Linked DNA regions of Homo sapiens: region 2 is linked to region 1. The links are chromatin loops, found by intact Hi-C in ENCODE. Cell type or tissue: Calu3. All regions are shown on one strand.

Region 1 (2,500 bases):
TCCTATTACTACTGATACTATTATTAACCCAACATCTTTATACATTTTATTAACATTATCACTTTTGTCAATCATCAGTGGGATAAGCCAAACAAAAACCCACTAATGAAAATATCTGTGTCACTAGGTGCTGTGGTCTGAATGTTTGTGCCCTCTACGATTCATATGTTGAAACCTAACCCCTAAGGCCATAGTAGTAAGAGATGGGAGTTTTTGGGAGGTGTCTGGGTCATGAGGGCAGAACCCTCATGAATGGGATTCTTACCCTTATAAAAGAAACTTGAAGGAGCCCTTTTGTCCTTCTGCCATGTGAGGACACAAGTAGTGGGCATCATCATTGAAGCAGAGAGTGAGCCCTCACTAGACACCATATCTGCTGGCACCTTGATCTTGAACCACCCCACCTCCAGAGCGTAAGCAACACATTTCTGTTTTTTCTATATGACCCAGTCTATGGCATTTTGTTATAGCAGCCAAAACAGACTAAGACCTCAGGGTAATAGTTTCCTTCTTACCCAAGTGCTAATTCCTATTCACAATTAGGCTACTACTTAAAGCAATCTGGGAAAATCAAATCATGCTTCTTATTCAATCAATTTCATTACATCAAATTGGCTTTATGGAAAGTTGTACTGCATTTGTAGATGCAAAATGAAAGGTATGAGTGAAAATTGAATATAAGTTGATTTTGGAACAGAATAAGCAGTCTTTTTGAGGTTGAAATACCATCTAACTGTTGACATTCACTGAACATCTTCTATTTCTTTGCATGCTATAAACTACTGAGACAGGAGCCAAAAAGGGTATTTTCTAAGGAATGCTCCATCTTCCTCCTGAGACATTTATTTTTGTTTTATTTTTGTCTAATCTTTCTAATGGGATTGAAACACTAACTTTGCCTATTTGTGATTGTAACTACACATTAAAACATAATGGGATTTAATGACTATTTCTCAAGTTATGATGTTTAGAATATAACTTTTAAGTATATTTTCAAGCAACCATTCAGTAGTGTGGAGAAGCTGCAGACACTTAATGAGGGTGAACCAGGTATTACAAAATAGCTTTTCCAAAGCAGGGAGCACTGAGTTAAGGGAAAGCAAGCAAAATTCCTTTTTTTTCTCTCCTAACTAAAAAGACCAGTTAACTTGCCAAGTGAAAACTCTAAGTCCCAAGAAATACTCTAAACACAGAAAAATAAGCACATCGATGAATGCCTCCCCTTTTCCTTGTTGGTCTGAAGCCGACTGACAGCACCAGGTGGCAGCCCTCGGGAACTGCCTGTTGCAGATGCCCTACCTGACAGCCAAAAGCTGGCAGGAATTAAGCAGAAACATGTGCTTCCTGTGGAGGGCAACGGTCAGCAGGTGGGATCAGCAGACTCTGTTACTGAGCCCGTCCTCCTGTGTGGTCATCTGGACTGCCTTCCTCGTAGGCACTGAGGGCCCGGAACAAGACATTTTCTCAGTGCTGTGCTGGAAGCTGTTCAAATGCAATTATGCTGTATGTCGTTGCGGAATAGATGACTTAGAGGTTCCACACAAATTGAATTTTGAGGCCAGCCTGAAATTACATTAGATTTGGGGGCTTTGACAAAAGCCTGTCTGAATCCCCCTGAAGTCCCTTAGGGTCATCTTTCTTTAATCATTCACTAATGTTTTTCTGGTTAGGTCACTGATTAATGGATGACGTACATCTCCATTCTCTGCCTACCTCCCAGTTTTTTAGTACTGTACATAATGTTTTATTAATTTGTCCTTTTTGGCTGCTGCCAAGACAGCATATATGGAACTGATTTTTGAACCTCAAGAAACTGACATTTTGAATTCTGCTTTGTATCATAAGCCTCAAATGCAAGAAGCTGTGATTAGAATGTGATAATAGCCGAGGTGCCATAATTCTCTGCTGTTGTATGTAAGTACACTCTTCCAATCAGAGAGCTCATGGGAATTAAATAGATTTGATTCATGAGAAAAATAAGAACTGGCCTCTCATGGGAGGAGGAACAAATGTCCATGCTCAGATCAACAGAATTCTGCATCTCAGATAATTACTTCATTTTTCTTGATAGCCTATTAAAGCAATAAATGTGAATCTCAGAAAATTGTTTAAGGCATAACAAAGCCAGAAACCTTTCTCCACCTTTACTTACTCTGTCTCTGCAAATTTAGCAGGCCACATAAGTATATAACCAACATATTTGTCAGGTTGTAGTATTTCTCTGATAAATAATAGAGTCAGCTTAGGCTACATATAAAAGTTTTTTTTACATTTCAGTTACAGAATCTATTAGGAAAACTTAATAAACAAAGTACAAGGCTGGGTGTGGTGGTCACACCTGTAATACCAGCACTTTGGGAGGCTTAAGAAAGAGGATCACTTGAGCCCAGGAGTTTGAGACCGGGTTGGGCAACATGGTAAGATACTATCTCTATAAAAAAATAAAAGTATTAGCAGGGTGCAGTGCCACATGCCTGTAGTCCTAGTTACTTGGGGGCTG
Region 2 (2,500 bases), 500 kb before region 1:
AAGAAGAAAGACCATTTACTTCCTGCTTATGGCTCATCAAGGAAAAAGGTCTTCAAAAATTTCCTGTCCTTCTTTGCTTCCTCTCCTGTCTCCTTTCTGGCTCAGCAGAGAGAAAGATGTCAGTTTGATACCTTTGGCCTCTTTTAAAAACCTAATAATGGTCTTTATCCTGTCAGCAGTTCCTGGGTATTTAGTGTTTTACCTCTTGATCCGAGGAAAAGTGCTTAACTTTCCCTATTCCTTTCTAATGAATAGCTTAGGCTACAGAAGTTTGGTCTCCTTACTAAGAGCTACAGAGCCCCTGCTGTTTTTATAGGCTGACTTTTGACACAGAGTACTTCTGTTCAAGGAGCTCATTGTTACAAAGTTAGTGCCAGTTTATACTAGAACTTAACTTTTAAAGCACATGTAAATAGATTTCTTAATGGGTTTTTGGGTTTTTAAAATCACCTAGATTTTTTTTTTCCTGGTGGCCAAATAGCACATGCTCATTCTGAAAAATTGTTCAGAAACTTTAAAAATCATAAAGAAGAAAATAAAGATCTCCTATGGTCCCATCCCACGAAAACAGTTAATTTTACTATTTTTGGGTAATTCCACCTAGGTCTTTTTCTATATACAAATATAGATTTACATGCCTTTAAAAAATTGTTGTTTTCCCCCAAATGTGATTCTTCTGTATATATTGTTTTATAATCTTTTTTCTACTGTAACTATATATGTACATGATTATTTTAAATAGTTCTATAGCAGTTCGTTGAATGGCTATATTGTAATTTATTTAACCAATTCTCTATTGTCATGGATATTTAGGCTGTTTTTAATTTTCTAGTGATTTAATCACAGGACAAGATTTTTCTGCATCCATTTTTTTCTCCAAGGCCAGCCTTCATTAGACATCAATTTTTGAGTGATTGTGTTACTGTATTTTAATGCATTCTCAGAAGTTTGAATTAGTAGGTCAAAGGTTGTGTTTCTACTAACTGGTGATGAAAGCACCTTTTTCTAATCAAATTTGAGTACTATCAGTTGTTTAAATATTTTCCAATATGATGATAAAACTAATATCTCTGTGTGTTTTAATTTCTCTTTCTTTGATTATTAGACGTTGAACACATTTTCATGTTTTGTTGGCCACTTGCATTTTTTCTGAGGTTCGTTTTCTATTATGTGTTTCTTCTTTCCCTAGGATATGTATATTTTAAAATCAATAGCAAAAGAAAGAAAGAAAGAAAGAATCAGCAGCAGAATTCTATTTCTTGCATTAAAACTAGGTTGTTGTATTTTTTAGGAAAGGTAGTTTTCTCTTTGCTGGACCCAGTTCCTCACTTAGCTAGTTATTTTCAAGTATTTAATATAGGAAATGAAGTAAGTACTTAGTAAAGGAAACCAAACTTATGAGAATAATTTCTTTGTCTAAAATACAAATGAAGAGGATGGAAATCCTTAATGCTTGTTTGCATGATAAAGTACCTAATTTGGCTTAACTGATCCTTCTTTGCTTGCATCTGGCTCTTGACCATGTTCTACATAGGTGTCTGTATAATTAACATATTATCTGGGCCTATATTTAACATACTATCTGGACCTATATTTTTACATTTTTCATTTTTGTTGAAATTAAAAGATATGAAAATGTTGATTCAAATACTCCTTTTAGCAAACTATGATTTTTAAAATCAGAAGATAAGATGCATTGGAAATCTTTTCATATGATGAAGTGCATGTTATTTTTACTTTATTGCTTTTAGAAGAAAAACAACAGTGAAGACATTATGTATTTATGCAGACTACAAATCTGATGAAAGCTATACTCCAAGCAAGATCTCAGTCAGAGTAGGAAATAATTTTCACAACCTTCAAGAAATTCGGGTATGTCTTTCAAATTTTTAAAAATATGTCATCCTTTAACTTTTACTCATTAGAAGATAGTCACAGTTGACATTACATTAGACAGGTTAAAATGTTAATATATAAGAGAAAAATATTGGAGAAAACATGTTTGAGTGTAAAATTTTTTTCTTCTGAATTCTGATTGTTCTCTTTATTTTTTCCACAATATTTTATTATTGAAATTTTCAGACATACAGAAAAACTCAAAGAATTGTACAGTGAATGCCAGTATACTCACTTCCTAGATTCTTCAGTTGTTAATATTTTGCTATATTTGCTTTATTACAATCTGTCCATCTAATTTTTTTGTGCATTTAAAAATAACTTGTGCATATTTGTCCATTTCACCCCAAATACCAGTGTGATATATTGGTAGAGTTATCAACATTTGCTTAATTTTCATTTTTTAAGATAAAATTTATGCACAATTTTGCATAATCTTAAGTATATTACTTGGTGAGTTTTGACAAACACATACATTTATGTAATCCCAACTCCTGTTAAAATATAGAACATTTCCACCACTCCAGAGAATTCCATCATATCTGTTCGCAGTTCAGTCTTCATCTCTATCCTACCCTCAGAAATAACTATTATACTGATTTTA

What was found. A loop is a pair of places that touch in the nucleus more often than their neighbours do. Peaks named below come from ENCODE experiments on the same cell type or tissue, not always from the same donor. Only the 100,000 strongest peaks of a DNase experiment are listed, where the experiment ranks them.
Region 2: a loop joins it to region 1, with 2.3 times the contacts of the local background. A loop is called at or near these places in 5 of 110 quality-filtered maps.

What each region holds. Positions count from the first base shown.
Region 1 is chr4:144,561,398-144,563,897 of GRCh38, reverse strand. It overlaps LOC105377462 (a long non-coding RNA gene), which reads left to right and starts at 1,751. Exons shown (of 7, transcript XR_939273.3): 1 at 1,751-1,914. In Calu3, CTCF peaks have their summits at 1,045 and 1,270 (motif pointing right); a DNase peak (open chromatin) is centred at 1,327.
Region 2 is chr4:145,063,944-145,066,443 of GRCh38, reverse strand. It overlaps ANAPC10 (anaphase promoting complex subunit 10), which reads left to right. Exons shown (of 5, transcript NM_001256706.2): 4 at 1,752-1,872. Among named protein-coding and RNA genes, the nearest start is that of ANAPC10, 33 kb to the left of the region's middle. In Calu3, no CTCF peak of the experiment used is centred here; no DNase peak of the experiment used is centred here.